3 separate regions of the Homo sapiens genome follow, and all the other regions are linked to region 3. Evidence: chromatin loops called from intact Hi-C (ENCODE). Cell type or tissue: CD14-positive monocyte. All regions are shown on one strand.

The links. A loop is a pair of places that touch in the nucleus more often than their neighbours do. Peaks named below come from ENCODE experiments on the same cell type or tissue, not always from the same donor. Only the 100,000 strongest peaks of a DNase experiment are listed, where the experiment ranks them.
Region 1: it touches region 3 in a loop (4-fold over the local background); 3 of 110 quality-filtered maps call a loop at or near these places.
Region 2: a loop joins it to region 3, with 3 times the contacts of the local background. A loop is called at or near these places in 2 of 110 quality-filtered maps.

The regions. Positions count from the first base shown.
Region 1 is chr11:7,672,578-7,680,577 of GRCh38, forward strand. CYB5R2 (cytochrome b5 reductase 2) reads right to left here and starts at 923. Exons shown (of 9, transcript NM_016229.5): 1 at 842-923; 2 at 171-314. The coding sequence starts at 248. LOC105376533 (a long non-coding RNA gene) reads left to right here and starts at 3,883. Exons shown (of 11, transcript XR_007062576.1): 1 at 3,883-3,930. It also overlaps a transcript of OVCH2 not described here. RefSeq lists enhancers at 536-585, 606-705 and a silencer at 1,226-1,435. In CD14-positive monocyte, no CTCF peak of the experiment used is centred here; a DNase peak (open chromatin) is centred at 4,704; H3K4me3 peaks cover 1,770 bases; H3K27ac peaks cover 937 bases; H3K27me3 peaks cover 3,913 bases.
Region 2 is chr11:7,662,029-7,670,028 of GRCh38, forward strand. CYB5R2 (cytochrome b5 reductase 2) reads right to left here. Exons shown (of 9, transcript NM_016229.5): 4 at 7,597-7,703; 5 at 7,177-7,306; 6 at 6,450-6,533; 7 at 5,700-5,785; 8 at 4,423-4,522; 9 at 3,076-3,518. The coding sequence ends at 3,346. It also overlaps a transcript of PPFIBP2 not described here. Among named protein-coding and RNA genes, the nearest start is that of CYB5R2, 7.5 kb to the right of the region's middle. In CD14-positive monocyte, CTCF peaks have their summits at 3,895 (motif pointing left) and 4,103; a DNase peak (open chromatin) is centred at 3,873.
Region 3 is chr11:7,493,343-7,501,342 of GRCh38, forward strand. All of the region lies in intron 2 of OLFML1 (olfactomedin like 1), which reads left to right. Among named protein-coding and RNA genes, the nearest start is that of OLFML1, 12 kb to the left of the region's middle. RefSeq lists an enhancer at 3,134-3,233. In CD14-positive monocyte, no CTCF peak of the experiment used is centred here; DNase peaks (open chromatin) are centred at 3,009 and 5,059; H3K27ac peaks cover 2,768 bases.

The DNA.
Region 1 (8,000 bases), 180 kb after region 3:
CAGCTGAGATGCCTGGGAAAGGAGGTCCGTTTGGCGCTATTCCAGCACACACACACACACACACAGGGCGGCGGGGAGTGAACTGGAGGCCATGAGATGACTGTCTGGATGCCCTGCCATCCCAGCCATCATCCACTTACTGCCTTCCACCCACAGGGCTGACCCATTACCTCTTTCTCAATCAAGGGCAGCGGGTACTTGGCTTCAGGGTCCTGTAAGGTGATTGGCTCTCTCCTCCTGGAGTTCATGCTCTTCAGGACCAACACGAGCACAGTGACCCCAGTGACGGTGATGGTCAGGAGCAGGGACGGGTCCTGGCAGACACAATGTGAACAGAGCACCTCAGGTCTTGCCCGCCCTGGACAGGGCAGCTCTCAGGCGCAGAACACCCTCCCCACACCAAAGGCACAGGAGCTGAGCTCTGCCTGCAGGAAATAGGCAAAGAGAACAGTAGTGACACAGAAGGCGGCTGGGAGAGCCTGTCGTGGACCAGAGGGTAGGGAGGGGTCAGCTGCAGGTCACACAGGAAGGATGTTTCAGGCCCCTGGAGCAGGCAGCACACATGGCCTGGGGTGCTCAGGTCACTAGGCCCCTCCTGGCTACAGCCAAAGGTTCATACACTGGAAGTCCCTTCCTTGAGGTGAAGGGGGAGGACATCACCCCTAACACACAATCCGGAATGAGGGGCCCAGTCCCTAAAGACAGAACTAGGGTGCGTAGCTCTAAGAGGTGCCCCGTGACTTAGGGCCTGGGGACTCCCCAACAGTCTCCTGGACAGGGCGAAGGGGGCCTGGGCACTCAACTGCCAGAGACTCGGGAGCCTCCCCGCATCTGTCCCTACCCTACAAGGCCGCCCTGCTCCTCTCCCAACTCAAGCCCGACAGGGAAAGTTGCCTCTCCTCCCGCCGGGTCACTGGAGTCTCAGCCTTCCGGAATCCGAGCCGGCCCGCCCCACTCCCCGCCCTTCGCGGTCCCGCCCACGACCTCTCCCCACGCCTCCCGCTCCGGCCCCCAACCTCCCGGTCGGACGTTCGTTCCCGGCTCTAGCCGGCCTCCGCGCCTCTGGCCTCTTTCCTTCCGGCCGTCCCGACGGAGATATTTCTTCAATACTCCATAAATACACCCCGCCGCGGAACCCACCCGGAGTGAGACGCCCAACACGTCGTCGAACTGGGGTTGGCCGGGGGCCGCTCCCCGCCGCGGGCCCGCAGACTCGTGGCGTCGCCCCGCAGCTCCGCCTGGCCGACGGGGAACCGGCCGAGACCCGGACACGCACGCCCGGGAGGACAAAAGCGCGGGCGGACCCCGCAGGCTGGGACCCCGGCGGCTGGCCCGCTCCCCGAGAAGGGCCGTGGTCGGGGGGCTCTCACTCACGAGCCGCTGGCTCTGGGTCAGCCCTGCCCCCAGGGCAGCGCTCCATCATGAGGCTGGCGGGGCGCTGAGCCGTGGCGTCCTCGCTCCTGCGCTGCCCCTCTGCATCCTGGCCCCTTCCCTGCACACGCAGAGCTGCCACACTGAGCGCCCCTCAGCTTACTTAAGCTCGGCAAGGCTGGAGAAGGCCGTCTGGGTGACCGGGCGGAGGGGGATGCTGGGGAAGGAAGAATTCAGGCAGCTGCAAAGAGCGCGCGAATATATTCATTCGACATACCTCATGGGCGCCTACCCTGGGCCTGGTCCGGGGCGGGTGTTTGCGGGGTGGGGCCGAAGCAGGGGCGTCGCCGAGTTGAAGACGTGTACTCCGAGCGCTCCTGCGTTCATTCATTCGCTGGGTGGAGAGAGGAAGGACAAGAGCCCCGCGCCGATCGGAGGGGAGCAGAATAGTAGGCACAGTTAGAGGGTCTTCACGGTGCGTTTCGGAACCTTGGCTGCCCGGCTCGCCCTTGATTACAGGCAAAGGCAAATTCTTGCCTCAGGACCTGTGTGAAACAGAGAAGCCCAGAAGCAGATCCCCACCTGTTTGACTCTGCTAGGGCTGCTGTAACAAAGTGCCGCAGACTGAGCGGCTTAAACAACAAAAATTTATTGTCTCGCAGGTCTGGGGGCTGGAAGTCCAAAATCAAGGTGTGGGCAGAGTGGGTTCCTTCTGAGGGCTGTGAGGGAAGGATCTGTTCCATGCCTCTCCTAGGTTTGTAGGAGAGGGGCTAGGAGAAGGGGCATCTTCTTCCTATGTCTCCACATTTTCATCCCTCTGTGTGTGTCCCTGTGTCCAAATTTCCCCTTTTATGAAGACACCAGTCATATTCAATTAGGGTCCATCCTAATGACCTTGTTTTAACTTGATTACCTATGTAAAGGCTCTACCTTCAAATAAGGTCATATCCTTAGGTACTGGGGCTTAGGGCTTCAACATAAGAATCAGGGTGAAAACAATAACCCATAACACTTTACCAACCCTTCTCCCCAAGACACACACCACCACAGGCTCAAAAATTCTTGCTGTGTGAATGAATAAACAAACTTAATTTTCTCTCTTTGACTTAATCAAATGCCTTTACTTTTGATTTACCTGCAGGTGCTTGGTTATTATAGGCAGATATTTTAATTTTTGACAATGCGATAAGTGTAAAATGATGTATCAGGAATCCAATTTGCATTACCTAATAACTGCTAATAAGTTTGAGCACCTTTCATATATTTATTTCCCATGGAGTTTCCTTTTCAGAAAAAAAAAAATGCCTGCTCATAAATTTTGCTCATTTTTCTGTTGTCTTTTTCTTACTGATTTTTAGGGGTTTTATATGTTTTAGATATCCCTTCTTTGCCAGTTACATGAATTAGTAATGTTTTCTCGTAATTTGTAACTTATTCTTTCTTTTTTCTTTCTTTCTTTTCTGTCCCACCTTTTTGTGGTGTAGTCTGATGAATAGAAATTTGAATTGCAGTATAACCAAATATACCAATCTTCAATTTTTTTGCCGTTATGGTTAGTGATTTTTGTGACTTGTCTATTTCTACCCAAGCCCTTAAAGATATTCTATATTTTCCCCAACAAGATTTAAAGATTTTCCTTTCACATTTAAGTTTTTCAACCACTTGGAATTGATTTCTGTGTAGGATGTGAGGCAGGGATACAATTTCATTTTTCCATGTGGCTAATGTGTGTTTTTCAGTAACATTTATTGAATTGCTCACATCTGGCCACTGACCTGCAACTGACCTGCTACCCCTGGCCTATATCAGTTTTCATAGGTGTGTGAGTCTAGCTCCGGCCTCCCATTTCTCTTACATTATCTAGCTGCCCAACCTTGTCGCAATACTACACTGTTTTAGTTACGGTAGTTTACAACAAGTGTTTATGTCTTTCATTCTTATACATTCTTTAGATCTCAGGTCAGATATCACTCCCTTGGAGATGCCTGCTGTGATCCCCCAACTTAAGTACATGTACATATTATAATCTGTTAAGTTTAACTTAAAGCTGCCTCCTTAATGTTTTAGTTTCACCCTAAAAGTTTCTTCGTACATAGTGAACTGTAACCTACTCTTGTATCAATCATGGAAGTTTCAGCCCATTATAGGCAGCCAACTGTTCAGACTGTGTTCAGGTAAGGCAAATCATGAGCTGTAACCAATCCCGCTGTTTCTGTACCTCACTTATGTTTTCTGTACATCACTTTCCTGTTTCTGTCCATAAGTATTATGCAACCACGTGGCAGCCCCAGAGTTGCTCTGAACCTATTCTGGTTCTTAGGGTTGCCTGATTCATAACTTGATTTTTGCTCAATTAAACTCTGTTAAATTTAGTTTTTCTTTTCGTTTAACTATTCTATTCATAGCTTTTTTTTTCTTTTTTCAGAGACAGTCTCACTCTGTTGCCCAGGCTGGAGTACAATGGCACGATCATAGATCACTACAACCTTGAACTCCCCGGCTCAAGCTAGCCTCCAGCCTCAGCCTCTGAGTAGCAAGGACTGTTGCCATCATGCCTGGGTAATTTTTGTATTTTTTGTAGAGATAAGGGTCTCACTTTGTTGCCCAGGGTGGAGAGCAATGGCTATTCAGAAGTATGATCATTGCACAGTACAGCCTGGAACTCCTAGCCTCAAGGGATCTTTCCTCCTTGGCCTCCCAAAGTCCTGAGATTTTAGGTGTGAGCTACCACACACGGCCCTATTCATAGCTTTTACTTTCGTTTGTAATTGTGCATTTGAACAGTGCGTTATTGAATGACTGACTTTCACACTAGTCTGGAAGTTCCTTTATGGCAGACACCTTGTTTTCCTAGGGTTTAGCACACTGACTGTCACAAAGAAAGCATGCAATAAATATTTAATGAACAAATGAATGAATTCATCTCTGCCTTATGTGTGCATTTAGCACACATGATAGACACTCCATAAATACTTCTTCACCTAGGAGAGGAATAATCCTTTCCATCGCACTCTGTCCCCCTTCCTTGCTTAATTTGTCTCCATAAGACATAGCACCAGATGATATATTTTTTTACCTATACAACATATTTTACTTATTTGTTACATAGAATGTAAGTGTATTAATCCATTCTCATGCTGCTATAAGGACATACCCGAGACTGGCTAATTTACAGAGGAAAAAGATTTAATTGACTCACAGTTCAGCTTGGCTGGGGAGGCCTCAGGAAACTTATAAAATCATGGCGAAAGGGGAAGTGAACACATCCTTCTTCACATGGCAGCAGGAAAGAGAAGTGCTGAGCAAAAGGGGAAAAGCCCCTTATAAAACCATCAGATCTTGTAAGAGCTCACTCACTATCACAACAGCCTGAGGGGAATTGCCCTCATGATTCATGATTCAACCACCTCCCACTGGGTCCCTCCCACAATATATGGAGATTATGGGAACTACAATTCAAGTTGAAATTCGGATGAGGACACAGCCAAACCGTATCGTAAGCTTCATGAGGATAGGAGTTACTTTGTCTGTTTTAACTACTGCTATATCCCTAGAACAGTGTCTGGCAATTGGTAGATGCTCAATAAATACTTATTGCATGTATGTATGAATGAATGAACAAACATTGTTTTCCCCCTTGGACTCTGTCAAAAGCTTTTACTTGTAGCTTTGAAATCCGGAGGCACCTCACCTTTTCCTGTGGTTTTCTTAGTAGTTTGTTTCTACCCTTCATTCTTCCCTCTCATTTTCTCTGCCTGTTCCCTCTGTGTTATTAGAGAGGCAGATAGCAAGCACATTCTCTTTATTCATTCTTGGAGCAGGATAAAAGGCATTTTTCTGGGCTCCCAGTAATCTTGAAAGGGCAGTGATTCGCCTCTCTTCTCCTAACTCGTAAACACTGTAAATGTGTCCCTCACATGCTCATGTGCTGCCTGGATTTTGGCTCATTTTCTACTAATCCCCTGAAATAAACCATGAGCACAAGTCTCATGTCTGTAAATCCCCAGCTTGATAATAGGGCCTGGCAAGGGTAGGCTCTCAACAAGCGTTTGCTGAGGAAAAAAAAACAAAACAAGATGAACCTCTGTTGTCACTGTTTGAACATCTGTGAGACTCCACCCCACAAGATTCAGCTCTTCCTGTGCAGGAACGAGGCCTCCTTCATTGCTGAGTACCTCTGGAGGGAACTGATGTCCTGCCCAAGTCATTGGTCAATGAGTGTTTGCCATATGGAAAAATGCTCCACATCACTAATCATCAGAGGAATGCAAATAAAAACCACAATGAGATACCGTCTTGCACCAATCAGAATGGCTATTATTAAAAAGTCAAAAAATAACAGATGTTGGTGAGGCTGTGGATAAAAGAGAACGCTTATACTCTGTTGGTGGGAATGTAAATTAGCTCAGCCACTGTGGAGAGCAGTTTGGAGATTTCTCAAAGAACTGAAAACAGAACTACAATTTGACCCAGCAATCCCATTACTGGATATATCCCCAAAGGCAAATAAATCACTCTACCAAAAAAACACATGCACTTACATGTTCATCAAAGCACTGTTCGGAATAGCAAAGACATGGAATCCACTTAGGTGCCCATCAGTGGTGGAATGGAAAAAGAAAATGTGGTACAGATACACCATGGAATACTACATAGCCATAAGAAACCAAAATCATATTCTTTGCAGCAATGTGGGTGCAGCTGGAGGCCATTATCCTAAGTGAATTAACACAGAAACAGAAAACTTAATGCCGCATGTTCTCACTTATAAGTGGGAGCTAAGCATTGAGCACACATGGACATAAAGATGGGAGCAGTAGCCACTGGGGACTGCTAGAAGGGAGAGGAAGGGAAGGAGGCATGGACTGAAAAACTACTTATTGGCTAATATTCTCATTACCTGGGTCACGCGATCATTTGTACTCCAAACCTCAGCATCGTGCAGTAATATGCATGGAACAAACCTGTGCATGCACCCTCTGGATCTAAAATAAAAGGCAAACATTTTTTTTAAATGAATGTTTGCTCTCAAAACAGTTTCCAGGCAGCTGTGAACTTTTCATTAAGTGTTTAATCTTGAAAATAATTTATTTCCATTTTATCCTCTATATAAATGACCATTTCTTAGGTCCTAGCTGTTAAGCCTAAATTGGGGTAGACTGAATAATGGCACCCCAGATATGCCCACAACCTATGAATGCTACCTTTTATGACAAAAGGGACTTTGTAGCTGTGCATGATATTGTGAAATATATATTTGGTCTTCCTCCCAGTTTCCTGGCATACAACAACTAAAATCCTTGGAATCTCCCAAGTGATATGGATCTTTTTGTATGATAATGAGTTGACTGATTGTTGGGGGCTCCTGAATAGCCTCCTGATGGGTGCTGGTTGCCAAGGAAACCAACCCCATGTTTAGAGGGTGATATGGTTTAGGTCTGTATCCCCACCCAAATTTCATCTTGAATTATAATCCCCATGTGTAGAGGGAAACAGGGAGGTTGGTGATTGGATTGGGGGGCAGTTTCCCCATGCTGTTCTCATAATAGTGAGTGAGTTCTCACCAGATCTGATGGTTTCATAGGTGTTTGGAAGTTCCTCCCTCATTCTCTCTCTCCTGGTGCCTTATGAAGAAGGTGCTTGCTTCCCCTTCACCCTCTGACATGATTGTAAGTTTCCTGAGGCCTCCCCAGACATGCAAAACTGTGAGTCAATTAAACCTCTTTCCTTTATAAATTATCCAGTCAGTCTCAGGGATGTTCTTTGTAGCAGTATGAAAATAGACTAATACAGAAAGTTGGATGGAACCTTCAGCATCCCACTCTCCAACCTCCAGGGAGGGGAAAGGGACTGAAAGATGAATTGCCCACCAATGGTCAATAATTTAATCAATTATGCCTCATAACAAAGCTTCCATAAATACCTCAAAGGGCTGAGTTCAGGGAGCTTCTGGATAGCTGAACACGTGGAGGTCCCTAGGGCACAGTGTGCCGGGAGAAGGCATGGGAGCTCCGTGACCCTTCCCATATGCCTTGCTCTGTGAATCTCTTCCATCTGGCTGTTCGACTGTGTTCTTCGGAATATGCTTTATTAGAAAATGATCAACATAACTAACATGATTCCCTGAATTATATGAGCAACTCCAGCAAATTAATCTAATCTGAGGAGGGAGTCATGGGAACCCCACTTCATAGCCAATCAGTCAGAAATTCTGGAAGCCCAGCCTTGAGACTGGCATCCGAGGTGGGTGGCAGTCTTAGGGACTGAGCCCTCAATGTGTGGTCTCTTAGGCTACTTCCAGTAGACAATGTCAGAAATGAATTGAATTAGAGGACAGTCAGCCAGTGTCTACTGGAGAATTGCTCACCTGGTGCGTGGGGAAAAATTTCCACAAATCTAGGGTCACAGAAGTGTTGATCATTGAGGGAAAGAACAGGACAAACACTTTTTTTTTTCTGACTCTCAAACTGCAATTAATTTAAAGATCTTGAGACAGAGAGGCTCTCCTCAATTATCCGGGTGGGCCTGATGTGATCACAAGGGTCTTTATAAGAGAGTCACAGTAGAAGAGAGTCAGAAGAGAAGGCAGTGCCATAACAGAAGCAGCGACTGATTGGCAGAATGAACTT
Region 2 (8,000 bases), 170 kb after region 3:
GCCTATGTGTGTCTCTGCACGTGAGATGGGTTTCCTGAATACAGCACACTGATGGGTCTTGACTCTTTATCCAGTTTGCCAGTCTGTGTCTTTTAATTGGAGCATTTAGTCCATTTACATTTAAAGTTAATATTGTTATGTGTGAATTTGATCCTGTCATTATGATGTTAGCTGGTTATTTTGCTCGTTAGTTGATGCAGTTTCTTCCTAGTCTTGATGGTCTTTACATTGTGGCATGATTTTGCAGCGACTGGTACCGGTTGTTCCTTTCCATGTTTAGCACTTCCTTCAGGAGCTCTTTTAGGGCAGGCCTAGTGGTGACAAAATCTCTCAGCATTTGCTTGTCTGTAAAGTGTTTTATTTCTCCTTCACTTATGAAGCTTAGTTTGGCTGGATGTGAAATTCTGGGTTGAAAATTCTTTTCTTTAAGAATGTTGAATATTGGCCCCCACTCTCTTCTGGCTTGTAGGGTTTCTGCTGAGAGATCCGCTGTTAGTCTGATGGGCTTCCCTTTGAGGGTAACCCGACCTTTCTCTCTGGCTGCCCTTAACATTTTTTCCTTCGTTTCAACTTTGGTGAATCTGACAATTATGTGTCTTGGAGTTGCTCTTCTCGAGGAGTATCTTTCTGGCGTTCTCTGTATTTCCTGAATCTGAACGTTGGCCTGCCTTGCTAGATTGGGGAAGTTCTCCTGGATAATATCCTGCAGAGTGTTCTCCAACTTGGTTCCATTCTCCCCATCACATTCAGGTCCACCAATCAGACATAGATTTGGTCTTTTCACATAGTCCCATATTTCTTGGAGGCTTTGTTCATTTCTTTTTATTCTTTTTTCTCTAAACTTCCCTTCTCGCTTCATTTCTTTTATTTCATCTTCCATCACTGATACCCTTTCTTCCAGTTGATCGCATCGGCTCCTGAGGCTTCTGCATTCTTCACGTAGTTCTCAAGCCTTGGTTTTCAGCTCCATCAGCTCCTTTAAGCACTTCTCTGTATTGGTTATTCTAGTTATACATTCTTCTAAATTTTTTTCAAAGTTTTCAACTTCTTTGCCTTTGGTTTGAATGTCCTCCCGTAGCTCAGAGTAATTTGATCGTCTGAAGCCTTCTTCTCTCAGCTCGTCAAAGTCATTCTCCATCCAGCTTTGTTCTGTTGTTGGTGAGGAGCTGCATTCCTTTGGAGGAGGAGAGGCGCTCTGCTTTTTAGAGTTTCCAGTTTTTCTGTTCTGTTTTTTCCCCATCTTTGTGGTTTTATCTACTTTTGGTCTTTGATGATGGTGATGTACAGATGGGTTTTTGGTGTGGATGTCCTTTCTGTTTGTTAGTTTTCCTTCTAACAGACAGGACCCTCAGCTGCAGGTCTGTTGGAATACCCTGCTGTGTGAGGTGTCGGTGTGCCCCTGCTGGGGGGTGCCTCCCAGTTAGGCTGCTCAGGGGTCAGTGGTCAGGGACCCACTTGAGGAGGCAGTCTGCCCGTTCTCAGATCTGCAGCTGCGAGCTGGGAGAACCACTGCTCTCTTCAAAGCTGTCAGACAGGGACATTTAAGTCTGTAGAAGTTACTTCTGTCTTTTTGTTTGTCTGTTCCCTGCCCCCAGAGGTGGAGCCTACAGAGGCAGGCAGGCCTCCTTGAGCTGTGGTGGGCTCCACCCAGTTCGAGCTTCCCGGCTGCTTTGTTTACCTAAGCAAGCCTGGGTAATGGCGGGCGCCCCTCCCCCAGCCTCGCTGCTGCCTTGCAGTTTGATCTCAGACTGCTGTGCTAGCAATCAGCGAGACTCCCTGGGCGTATGACCCTCCCAGCCAGGTGCGGGATATAATCTCATGGTGCGCCGTTTTTTAAGCCCGTCGGAAAAGCGCAGTATTCTGGTGGGAGTGACCCGATTTTCCAGGTGCGTCCGTCACCCCTTTCTTTGACTCGGAAAGGGAACTCCCTGACCCCTTGTGCTTCCCAAGTGAGGCAATGCCTTGCCCTGCTTCGGCTCGCACACGGTGCGCGCACCCACTGACCTACACCCACTGTCTGGCACTCCCTAGTGAGATGAACCCGGTACCTCAGATGGAAATGCAGAAATCACCGTCTTCTGCGTCGCTCACGCTGGGAGCTGTAGACCGGAGCTGTTCCTATTCGGCCGTCTTGGCTCCTCCCTTGCATGTTGTCATTCTTAATGGGGGTTTGGGGAAGGAGTCTGAATAGGTTCCATGGAAGAGATGACACTTGAATTTGGAAACATGAATCATATTTTCCCAGGTATGCCGGAGAGGAAGGGCATTCCAGGTAGACAGACTTGAAACAGCCCAGTACAACCTAGGGATTGCCAAAAGTTGGTAGGCTAGAGCAGGGTTTCCTGGCCTCTGTGCTGCTGTCACTTTGGGCTGCGTAATACTCTGTGATGGAAATACTCTGTGATGGAGGCTCTCCTGTGGGTTTTAAGATGTTTAGCAGCATCCTTGGTCTCTACCCTCTAAATGCTAATAGAGGGTAGATGCACCCCTTCTGTAGCTGACAACCAACATGTCTTTGGACTTTGTTATCTGTTCCCTGAGCAGCAAAATCACCCTCAGTTGAGAACCAGTAGGTGAGAGAATGGGGTCGGAGTTGGGGGCCCAGGGAAAGAAAAATCTGATAAAGTCGGCAGGAGCAAACCAAGAAGGGCCTTGGGAGCCAGGCCCTGGAGTGTGTCCTGGAGAGATGGGGGTGGCCAGAGTGGGGTCTCCCTTGAAAGCAGTGAAGGATCCCCAAGGAGACAGTGAACAGGGGGATGGGTGAGGTTGGCTGTCCCTCCCCCCCACCCCGACAGACCCTCGTTTGGGTTTCATGATACAAAGGATTTAAGGCAGTTTCTGGAACCTGACTTTGAAAGTTGAGAAGTTTCTGTGTGTAACCACTCCTACCATGACCCCTAGTGCCATGGAGAGATTCTTGAGAGTTGATGTGACCCCACTTGGAGTTTTTTAGGAACTGCCCCGACACTTGCCAGTTGTGACCCCCATGGGCATGCAGAAGCCAACTCACAGGCCAGGCCACGGCCTCCTGACTGCCTAGCACGTCCCCCACAGAGCCACACTTCATGGGCTGTCTGCTTTGTACTTGAGTTTATTTCACAAAACCACGGAGAAAGATACTGAAATGGAGCTCTTTCCAGCCTCCAAGCAAGGAGGCCCCAGCAGCCAGTCTCCAGCCCCTTGAGCCCTTTTTGTTAGGCCCACACCCAAAAGAGGAGAACCAGTGTGTGCGCGAAGGTACATGGCAAGGCACTTTTGAAAACATCCCAGTTTACCGTGGTGAAATTGAACTTACTCTGAAACAGATGAAAAGGGACATGCAAAATTGCTGAGCACGTGGAGGTGTTAGTAGGTGAAAATCATGTCCTGGGTATAACCCAGCTTCTCCAGGTTAGGGTGAGCCGCCGTCTGGATTAGTGGTGGCGGGCCACACACCAGGATGAGCGTGGACTTCGCTGGAGGAGGAAGGTGCTCCTTGATCATGTCGGCAGTAACGAAGCCTGAGCTGTACTTCCAGCCTGAAATGAAGGAGATGCAGGAGCAAGCTGAGCGATGCCAGGTGGAGTTCCTGATCCCAGGCCGCCTGCACACCCACCCTCAGCCAGGGAGGAGGTGACAAGCTGCTCTACAAAGGCTTAGAAGTCTGTACTACTGCTCCCTGCAAAAAGCCTCAGAACTAGTAAACAGCCCTCTGCAGCAATCACCCCAGGTCCCAGGCTCACTGCAGGGACCCTGAAGCCCTGCTGCTGTCTGTCAGCTGTCAGCATTGACGAGGAAGGAGAACACAACGAGGTATACCGAGGTGTGTGAATCAGTACAGCCAGCTGGAGTTGTCCGGCAGGGTGTGGCCTGGTGTTAGTGGAACTGCGCAGAATTGCTCAGTAGGGTAGCGCCCTCTGCCGACCAGGGACCTGTATGACAAGCAGGTACAGCCGGGAGCAGTGTGAGAGGCGCGCCTGTGGGGTGCTCTGTGCACAGTGGTTGCTGGGATGCTGTCTGGGCTGCAGCAGCTGTCTGGGGGCTCAGCATGTCCAGGTGAGGTGGGCGGTAAGGGGTGTGGTGGCCGTAAGCAGAAGGGTGAGTGGTGAAGGGGTCAGTGCCCATATTAGATGTGTATGTGATGGCTGTGTGGAATGGGTGGGTGTTCACAGTGGACAGGGGCAGTGTCCCTTTTGATGTTCAGTGCAGCGTGAGGTGCTGCTGATGTATTAGACACCTGCTCTCGATTGCCCTTAAAAGCAGGCCATCCCAAATCCTTTCTCCCTCAATTTCTCACATTTCCCATCTGGAGCCAGAGCCCCAGGCTTAACCCCCACATCTGGTCCTACAAAACTAAAACAAAACAAAGAGACAGAGACCAGTCCTCAAAGTGGTCAAGGGTTGGTGCTGACCCATGGTGAGTGAGGGCAATGGATGTCGTACCAATGGGAGGCCTGTCCAGGGTGTACCACAGGTTGAACTGGTCTGGGTGAGTCCTGGCAATTTCTTCAAGCTCTTTTCTGACCAAGATATCCTCCTCTGTCTAGAAAAGAAGCAACACTGAAAAAGCCCCTCCAGGGCCATCCTCTTGTTCCCTGGACTGACTACACCGGTCAGCATACTCCTGGCCAAAGCTGCCACCACTCCAGCTGGAGTGCTCGCTGCCAACTCCCACGGCAAACAAGAGTTCTGCTGCTGCTCCTGAAGCTCAAACCCTTTGTTTTGTGGATGAAGTTCCTCCATGTGGATGAAGAACCTCCATGGGATGTAGGTTCCCATGGAGCTGCAGTGACCGCCTCCAACTAGAAGGACCTTAGCCAAGCGCTGGCCAGGATGGCTTCACTCGGAGCTCCAGCCCTGCCTCCTACATCTACACTGAGCTCTAGCACAGCAAACCTAACTGGAACAAGCTCAGTGCAGGCCCAGGATCTTCTGGAAGAAATGTAATGGGCTCAGAAAGTCCTGTGATAGAACAGCACTGGATATGTGAAGGAGAGGAAAACAGTCTGGAGCCCCATTTGGGGGAAAGGGAACCAAAGCCAAAAATAACCTGTCACAGCCTCAAAGATAACTGCACAGAAGACCTGGATCTTAAAACTCCTCATGATTCTCATCCCAGTCATTCCACTTCTGGGATTCTGTTTTAGAAAATAATCTAAAAGTAATCAAGCGTAGGCACAATTATTCATCACCATATTATTTAGAACTGAAAACAGCCTGAATGTGGAAGTTAGTAAATTATAGTGCAACTTGATAAAAACTATGATGAAAATATTTATAAAGCATCTTAAAGAGAAGAAAATGCCTGTTGTGGTAATGCTGAGTGAAAAAAAAAAAGCATATATAAATTACAAATATATAACATATATAGAAAAAAGATTTAAAAAGTAAGTAAATATTTATATTCTGTATTTTCTGAAGTGTCCACTGAGGACATCTGTGATTTTACACTTAGCAAAAATACAGCAGTACATCTTAAGGAAAAAAGGAATGCTTAGTGCTTAGGGCTGGCTGAGGAGACACAAAAGAGTTAAATACATGCAAAAAGCAGGCCTGGACTCAGCTTCTCCAGCTGCCAGCAGCCCTGTTGATCCCACTAAGCCCTCCCACAGATGCAGGCACCCAAGCAGCATGAGCTCAGTCAATGCAGGAGAAATGAAAACAAGAGCCCAGCTCAGCAAACATTCCATCCTACCACTGCAAGCTCAGCAGGAACTGACCTGGTTGGCAAAGATGAGGGACATCCTGGTCCTGTCACTGGGGTCCTTGGTGATGTGGCGAATGAGCTGCAACATGGGTGTGATGCCTGGAACACAGTGAGCGAGCAGCCAGCTTTCTCCCTGTCTCTGAAGCCCACAGTCCCTGACCTGCAGCAAGCTTCATACCTTCCCCCAGCCCAAGTTATCCTTTTCTCACTTCTGTCCCCAAAACTCAAAGCAGGAAACAGCCCTTCATTTTGGTTTTCCTTTCTAATGCAACAGTAAGTCAGGTAGTCTTTCTCATTTTCATATGGCAAGATGGAAAGAACACTCTAAGTTCTTCAGTGTCCTCATTCATCAAACAATGACGGGTAAATGTGATCGTTTTAAGAATGCCTATTACAGTGCCTGGCACATTGTATGTCTCCTTCAAAGACTGCTCTCTTTCTTCAGGCAGTCATTTTCAAGGGATGGGGAGAGTCAGGCTTGAACTGGATCTAGGAGCCCCTGGGACAGCATGGGTGGGCCTGCCCAGCTTGCCCCCAAGCCTGACCTGAAAGGTCCCCACAAGGCTCCTGAGCAGCCACCATATTGGTTAGGGGAAGCAGGGTACACAGGGTCAGTTTCAAGACCTGTCACTGGTTCATCGTTCCCACCTTCTACAGCTGGAGGCGAAATCTCTCATGTTGTCCCTTAGAGGATCAAATGACTCCCAAGTCAGAATGGGTCTCGGGGCTCACTCTCTGGATGGAGCCCCTAGAAGCCTCTTACCTGTGCCCCCAGCAATCATTCCCAGGTGATCGGCCAGTGTTTTTTTAGGCTCACTCGTCTGGTCTGGTCTGATTCCAAGATTCCCTGGAAACACAGAGAATGCTTATGACCTCTGCAGTTCTTGCCTAAAGAGACTGCAAAAGATCACTGACATTCCTTAGGACTCCCAGGAGGCACGTCCAGCTAAGGGACTGTCTGCACCATTTTAAGCTGGAGAAGCAGGCCAGGGCAGTCTCCTCAGCTAGCCCTGGTGCTCCAGTGCACAAAGTGGGAATAGAGCCTGGGCTTGGTCGGGGAATCGCCGGGCCTTCTGTTCTGAGGAAAAAGAGGGGCAAGCTGAAGTTAACACAGAGACTCAAAGAGCATTCTCACTCACGGAGGTGAACCAGTGAGTAAACAATGGCTATGTGAGTAACCAAGGAGCATGGACTCCCTCCATCCATTTTTCAGTATTAGCAGGCACCATTTATGTATCAGGCATTGTGCTGGAGATTTTGATACAATGACGAGGAAACACCAAGTCATTCCCCTACCTTACAAAAGCTGACAACCTCATGAAGTGGGTGTGTGAATGTGTAACAAGTGTGATCATTATGCATTGTGTGTGAATGAATGAAGACTAAGGACAACCCCATGTGACTCAAATCTGAGGAGTGTACGAGAACAATGGAACCATTGCAGGAATCTTCCTCCCAGCTGGGAGCCCAAGTATTAACCCCTCCAGTACCTGGCCCATGGTAAAACAAGCGTCCCCTTGGCCCTCGAAAAAAGATGGTCTCCCCGATTTTCATGTTCTCCAAATACTGAGTCATCTTCCCACCTTCAGGATATTGGGGGTGTACATTTTTGAAGTAGATCTGAAAAGCAAGGCAGCACTGCTTTCACATTCCCAGACACAATGCCACAGCCACGTACAACTAGAAAATGCATTTACTGCTGGAAGCTTTGCAGAGAAAGTGTTCTCCTCTCTGAATTGTTGTACGCAATCCCTGAAGATGAAGCTGCCACAAGGTTAACTGTAGCTTCACTGCTGGAAAGCCCTGCCTAGGGCATATGTGCCCTCAGAGAAAAAGCACTGCCCCTCCACCCCACCACCCTCAGTAGGCTTGGAAGCACGAGCTAGCCAGATATGGTGGGCACTATTTACCTTTATAATTAGGTCCACAAAGCCTCTGTCATCATCACTGGAGACAGGGGTGTAAGCCCTGACCACCAATTCATTATCGATTTTTGCCAAGAGCTGGACATAGTTACCTATAGAAAAGGCATCAAGCACTGAGTCAAAGCATATTTAGCTTAAATAAGGCCCAGGAATAAAGGACTGAGCTTCAGTGAAGGGAGCAAATACTGGGGGCACAATGTTAAGAGGGGTGGGAAGAAGAGAGCAGGGAAGGAACCCAAATATGGGATGCCCGGATCCTAGGCCTGCCCTGCCTCCCTGTGCTACCCTAGGCAAGTCACTTCACCTCTCTGGGTTTTGGTCTCTTCATCTGTAAAATGGGGGTGATATGTCTGCCCACCTGTGATCTTAGTGTAACTGCTTTTTGGAGC
Region 3 (8,000 bases):
AAATCCCCACTATTAACCAAATAAAATGTATCTGTTTGCCAACTCTCAAGGTCCATTAGTTTGTCATGAGTGGAACAAAATATTAAAAGAGGTATAACTAATTTGCAACAGATGTGTTTACCACAAAAGAAGGGATTCAAAGTATAAATGCAGGTGTAAGTACAGGTGTGTGTGTGCACGTGTGTGTACGTGTGCCTGCGTGCACCCAGCTATTTCGGTATTCAGGGGGATGGCAACATTGGAGGCGCATGTAGAGTACAGCTTAACCTGTGCTTTCCCTTGGAAAGGTAATACCCATGGGTCACTGTGCTGGGTTCAGAAAGGCCCACGTACATAGCACTTCTTTTGTTTATCCATCTGAAAGGTCTGTGGGCTATGAGGATACCTTCAGTCCCATCACTACGGATTCTCACAGAGGGTTAACTGTGGCTCCAGGTGCCCTGAACATCCATTCATTCTTGCTATAACTTATTTATTTATTCAACAAATGTCCAACTGAATTCTAGAAATATGTTGGCATTGTGCCAGGCATTAGAGATAGAATGTTGGACAGGGTAACATTCTTGTCCTCAAAAAGCTTATGGCCAAGGGGAGAAGCTGTCCAGACAAATCTGGAATGATGATGGCTCTGATGGAGGGATGCATAGGGTGTCACAAAAGCACAGGGGGCAGGCATTAAGTAGATATGGTCAGGGTTGCCATGTAGATGGGGGGATTATGGAATCTGGAAAGTAGCCCTCAAGCTGAGTTTTAATCATGGAAAAGAGCTAATTAAGTGGAGAATAAAGTAATAGGCATTTCAAGAAAATGAAACAGCATGTGGCAGCACAAAGGCATAATTGGGCTCAGTGTGTTTGTGGAGCAAGTTGTTCAATGGAGCTCAGGTGAAGGAGGAAGTTGTAGAGAGGTGATGAAAGAACCAGACATGAGCTAAGCTCCTTTGTGTTAAACTAGTTCACACTTGCAAGCTGTAGGGAATCAGAATAATGTGAACAATGGCAATTAATATTACTGAATGCGTATTATGTACCACACATAATCCTTAAGCATTTTACCTATCTCACTGGACTATGTCATGCAATACTCACGATAACCCTGTGAGATAGGTACTGTATATTATCTCCCGTTTTATAGATGAGAAAACAAAGACACTGAAAGGATAGGTTATTTGTCCAAGGTCACACAACTAATAGATGGCAGAGCTGCACTTTGACCCAGACAGGCTGGGTCCTGCACACCCTCACCTCTCCCATTGTGCTGTCTGCGGAGCAGTGATAAGCATGGGAGTGTCGGGGCTCAGAGGAGGTGCATTCTGGCCACAGGGTGCAGAGCAGAATGGCAGTAGGGGAGGCTGAGGGGGCACAGAAGAGACAGGCTGAACTCAGTGAAGCCATCTCCAGGACTGCCAGGGAGGCACATGAGGTAGGAGCCTTCTGTTGAGAGTAGGTGCCTGGGCCCAGAAGTTCTAGCTGTTCCTGATCTTATCATGGGTCACAGTATGAAGACCATGTTAGTTTTCTATTTGATGATGATTCCTACTTACAAACAGGCTGGTTTTAGATTCTTAAACTCTGGCCAAGAAGGTCCAATTTTCTTTCCCTACCCTCCTGTTTTTTAGTTCCCTGCCATTTCTTCATTGACTTTCAAACAATAAAACTCCTGTGTTTTCCCCACTTTTTGCTCAGTTAACAGAATAGTCACACACACACTTTCCTGGGCTAGAAATCTTCCCTTTGGCCCTCGTCTGACAGGTCACTATATCCAGTAGATTTTTTCTTGTGAATCTCTCTCAAGTGTACTCTTTCCACCTGCACTGCTCTCTCACCATCTCTAGTCTTGATTCCTATGAAAGCCTCCTCGCTGACCTTCCTGCCTCCCATTTCTCCCTGTTTCAGGGCTTTATCCTATATTGCCACAGAGTAATCTTGCCAGAGTTACCACATCACTGCTTTATCCCCTTCCATGGCAACTGAAACCTGTAGGGTAAAGCAACCCCCCCAAAAATAACATATAAAGAAAGTCCTTTACAACCTGACCCCCGCCAGCCTAGCTCTCTTTGGTTTAAGTATGAAAGTAATACTCACGAATTAAATAAAAACTATGAATATGGTATCCGCTATATGTGTTGTGCTTACTTTTATCATAAAAGTGGATAAGAAGCCAACAATTGAACACAGCAACTTTGAGTATCCCTCAGCATCTCGTGCCGCTGCTGCCTATCCCTATCTGTCTGGTGCTCTGTCCATCTCACCTGCTATTCTGAAAACATAAAATATACCTCATGCATGCCTGAGTCATTTATGCTGTGCCTGGAACAGAGTAGAGAATCAATCTTTTCTGACCTGAAGGAATCGTTTATTTGAAAATGGAGGGAACTATTTGCCAGAGATAGCATTCAGCCCTTAAATCTGATGTCTTGTCTGATGACCACAACAACCAACAAGCTAGGTCGACACTATTACAGCTCCTTTTCAGATGAAGAACCTGTGGCTTAGAGAGTTCCACACAGCCCATCTCTTCTCCTCACATTCCTGTCACATACAGAAGTATGCACCACCCCAGACATGCTAGATTCATCTCTGCCTCTGTGTCTACTCACAGTCTCCACCCTGCCCTGTATCAGTTATCTGTTGCCACAATAATGCTACATAGCAAACCACGCCTAAACTTAGTGGGTTCAAACAACAATCGTTTATCATTTCTCAGGGGTCCATAGGGTGGCTGGGTAGGCTCACTTGTGCACCTGCAGTCAGTGGCACGTTGCCTAGGAACAGCTGGGTGAGGATGACTTCAGCTGGGGTGACTGGGTTGTCCTCTGCATGGCCTCTGCTCCTGCAGGAGGCTAACCTGGCCTGGCCTCATGACGGAGGCAGATGTCTAAGAGAGAAAGCAGAAGTACACAAGGTCCCTAGGAACTTAGCCTGGTCACTTTAACACTTTGGTGTTCCAAGTCTGGCTCTGAAGCTCACCCCTCTACTATGACCTCTAGTTATACCCATATAAGGCTTTTCATCTCAATGCTCATGGAAACAGGCAGCAATCAAGACTGATTTTAAAATATGCAAATGTCTACATGAAAGCAGTGAGTCAGGCATTGGTGTGATTAACAGTTTTGAGGAAGTATCACCAAAGAACCAGTGAGAAGTCTGCTGCAAAGTTCAGGTCCAGGAAGCAGGCCCTAGACCATCACATGTTGAGAAAGGATAAAAAGAACAGGATGAAATGAGATGTACTTCACAGGAAGAATCCATGGGGAAACATCAAAATGACTTTGTGTTTTCTAACTATACACAGGCAAATGGCAGTACCACAGCTAGAAATTGAGAGCATTTCCATCCTTTTCAGTTTGGAATATTACAGGAAAAAAAAAACACTATGCAAAAAACCAGCTCAGTCTTTAAATGAGAAATAAATAAAAATGAGAAGTTCGTAATTATAACCTTGGAATGGTTACAATGTTGTTGCAGTCAGATAATTGGTGGAAAGTGGAAACCGATCAGAAATTCCCCAGAGCAGCCTGGGCAACAAAGCAAGACACCATCTCTATAAAACATAAAAAAAAATTATCTGGGCATGGTGGCATGTGCCTGTAGTCCCAGCTACACTGTAGCTGGAAGGTCTAGGCTGCAGTGAGCCTTGATCATGCCATTGTACTCCAGCCTGGGTGATAGAGAAAGACCCTGTCTCAAAAAAATAAATTCCCCAGAGGATGGCCCATTTTCATGCTTTACGTGAGTGTTGACGAGCCTGGATGCTCTAGGACAGTTCTCAAACTTTCAGGTTCAGAAACCCTTTACAGTCATAAAAATTATTCAGGCCTCCAAATAGGTTTTGTTGAGGTTGGTTATAACTATTGATATTTACCATGTACATAATTAAAATGGAGAAATTGTAATAATATGTACCAGATGATATTCCAGGATAAGACATGCATCTGTGAAAAAAAACAGATAAGACAAAGCCCCTGCTTTTATTTTTCTTTCATTTTTTAGAGCTGACGTTCTTTTGAGGGAGGCCAAACAATAAATATGTTAGCAGATAAATGTATAATATGCAGACAGAATATAATAAGTACTATAGAGGGAAATGAACTAAGGGAAGGGATTATGGAGACCTGGCCTCTTCCAGAAGGAGGCACTGGAAGGAAGTTGTCTATGTTGCCTGTGTTGGACTCCAGCTGTAGGGACCCCATCGTGGAGCCAGGCTGGACTCACACTCATACCTCACACATCTTCCCAGCTTCCACACCCTCCACTGAAGTTCTCAACTTGATGTCTTTGGGCAACATACATCTATGCACGTGAAAAGCCATGTGTCAAGTCTGTTTCTTTTTCATAATTTATTGCTATTATCAATAAAGTTGTTAGGGTTCAGGACAGGGTGCCATGGAATACTCTGAATTTAGTGCTGGAAAGCTAGAAAAACCTATGATACGGATTTAATAAAGGATTATGTGTAATTCACTAAAACCAACATATAAAGCACTTATTGTATGCCGGGCCCTGTTTAAGCCCTAACCCTGGGTTCATAGCCCTTCTGCAATGCCAAATTGCCCCATGGCTCACTGAATTTTATACAGTTCCTGTTTTCCTGCTACCCATCCACTGAAGCACTCAGCAAAATATCACCTGCTAATCTATTTGATTTCTAGGTTGACACAGTATGAATTGGGATAGCAAGTTTGGAAACTGACAAATTCTGCACAATCTGAATCTAATTGGTTTCTGAGTTTGGAGAGTAAGCAGTAAGTTGACTAGTGAGGGCGATATATACTGTGTCCCAGGCACTTAGGATAAATAGAGTCTAAAGTGCTTGCAAGGAAACAAAGTGAATAATCAATTCTAGTTCAGCATAATAACTGCCCTAGAAGGGGTTGCACAGAATGCTTTAGGCAGATGAGAATGACCATCTAACTGCTCTGCAGGAGCAGAGGATTTTGTTTTGAATAATGAGCAGGTGTATCCCGAGTTAGCAAAGGAGAGCTAAGGAAGTCTGAGCAAAGTCTAAAACTTGCGGGAAGCCATGGCAGGTTTGGTGACTAGTGACTAGTGTGATGAGGAAGCGACAAGAGAGGAAGTTGATCAAGCACTCTGCATGCTATGCTGAGATATCGGAAACTTATTCCATGGGCAGTATCATGAAATACCCCTAATTTTTAGAATAAGTCCATGCTGACAATTTTATAATAATAGCATGATATTTTATAACTGACTACAAGTCTGAGAGCCATCATCTTTGTCATCTCAGTGCCTACCGTCCTACCTATCATCTGATTAGTATTGATAAATGTTTATGAACATGAATACAATCCAGATGGTTGAAAAAGTCAAGTTTTATAACACCATTTCAGGAAGCAGTCAAAATACTCAGGGTTTTAAGATAATTCTCTTCTCTTTAATGAATTCATCACTCTTCCCAAGCCAACCTGCTTTTCCTTCTCTGCTGCTATCTCATGTACCCTATCACCCCATTTTTGAGTCTGATTTGGTATCAGCTGGTTCCCTCAATTGAATCAGTTATTAAGACGTGACTTCTCCTTTTCTAGCTGCTTATATCCATCACTATTTGGATAGCTCTCATCTGGATCATACTTACAAACTCATTACCTGGTTTCCCTCTGTCCTTCCCCATCCCCAAGCCATTCTCCACCAGCAGCCAGACCAATGTTTCGGATCCTTAACTCAGATTGAGTGACTCCCATACAAAGGAATAAGTCTCACCAGATTTGGAGAGTGTTGCTATTAAATCAGGGGAAAAGTATTTAAAAGATTCAATTAAGTGATACTTATGTATGAATTTACAAGTTATATGAAAAGATTCAAATAAGTGATACTTGTGTATGAATTTACTGTGAGGCCTTGCGCCAAATTCTATCCTAATTGCTTGTCTGCAATTCTGCCTGAGGGGGAAACCCAGATTCTCATTCTCTGGTTTGCCAGGGAAACCTTGCATGTCATTGCCTCTGTTAAAAAAATTTGCATCTTGGCTGGACCCAAAGGTTTTAAATTTATTTCCCATCCTTCCTCAACCTTTTCTTCCTGCTAATTATCTCTTCTCAAGAGAAGCACAGCAGGGAGTTTTAACTTACCCTTTTACTTGAACACTGTAAATATATTATCCTCAAACTCCAAAAGAAAAGGAATTTATAAAACTTACAGAGTATCAGCCCTGAAAACTATGTAGAGAGCATCCAACCTAAACCTCTTGTTTTACAGCTGGGAAAAACAAGGTTGGGTTGACAAAGGGACTTTTGGGGAGACACATAGAGCCAAAGGCTGAGTTTAGACCACTCACATCTCTGACTCCAAGTGCTGGGTTTCATCTACAAAGGAAGGAATAGGAGAAGCAGAAGGAACATGGGGGGAATTCTGTTTCTTTTTTTCCAGAACTATGTTTCCCTGACCAAAACCATATATCCACTCTTGTGTTATTTCTCCAAGGGTTCTGCATTAGAAAAGAAGAGTAGAGGGAGAAAGAAGCATGTCTGTGTTGGTTTCTGCTGTATTTTATTTTATTGACTGATTTATTGTTTTGTTTTGTTTTGCTTTGTTGTTGTTGTTTGTTTTGAGACAGGGTCTCCCTCTGTTGCCCAGGCTAGAGTATAGCGATGCACTCTCAGCTTACTATAGCCTCAACCTCCCAGGCTCAAGTGATCCTCCCAACCTCAGCCTCCCACGTAGCTGGGACTGCAGGGGATGTGCCACCAAGCCCAACTAATTTTTGTATTTTTTGTGGAGACGAGGTCTCACTATGTTGCGCACATTGGTCTTGAACTCCTGGGCTCAAGGGATCCTCCCACCTCAGCCTTCCAAAGTGCTGGGATTACAGGCATGAGCCGCTGTGCCCAGCCATTTCTGCTGTATTTTAAATGAACATTTTCTTACGGATGAGACATTAATATGCCTTGCTCTTAGACATAGTCCCTCTGTAGCTGGGCTGCAAGCCTGCTGGCTTTTCTTCAGGCAAGAAGGATGGGCAGGCTGGGGGCTTCCTAGTCAAGTCCCATAGTCTGTGACTAGGTCCCAGAGAGCCCATTGCCCTCATCCACCCTTCTGCACACCCAGATCCTCTTCATTCTTTCCCGCCACACACATACATACACGTCACCATGCCCTTGGGGCTGGCTGGAGGGGTCCTGACTGGCTGCCTCCCAGCTCAGACTGAGCTCAGAGGACCCCATCCCCACGCTTTATGGCTGTGTGACCTTTCCAAGTAACTTATACAAGCCTTAATGTTTCCTCATTTGGAAAATGGGGATTAAAATATCTACCACTTAAACTTATTATGAGTTCTACATTTTAGAAATATATTAAAATATCATAGTATCCCCCACCAATATATATAATTATTTATCAATTAAAAATAAAATGTTTAAGAAGGTTTTTTTTTTTTTAAAAAGAATTATACGGGGCTGGGCATGGTAGCTCACGCCTGTAATAACAGCACTTTGGGAGGCCAAGGCCAGGAGGATTGGTTGAGGCCAGGAGTTTGAGACCAGCCTGGTGAATGGAGCAAGACTCTGTCTCTAAAATAATAAAATAAAAAATTTTAAAAAAACTTAAAAAAAGAATTATATGAGTTAATGTAAAGTGCCTAGCCCAGTATGAAGCATACTATATGTCAGATGTATCTGTCAGATATTTATTAACTTCTCTAGCCCTTGTGCTTGTTCCTTAATAGAAATAGCTTCTGGCCTTTTCTCACAGCCAATGGACCTTCCCTCTTACCCCATAAAAGTCCTCTATGGTCACTCACAGGCTTAAACCCTTACTCGTCCTCTATGATCAGCATAGAACCAGGGAAGAGCAGAGGCTTCACAAGAGACAGGTTAGGCTTGGGAAACTGAAGAAAGGTCTCTCGGGCTCAGGTGGAGGGGTGGCCCTGGCAAACAGGGCAGATCATTCCCCATCCTACACTGCAGCCTATGGCCCCCAGTAGCTCAGTATGGCAGGGGGTCCTTCTGTTAGCGGCTCCTGCAATGCATAAGGTTCCCTGTTGTC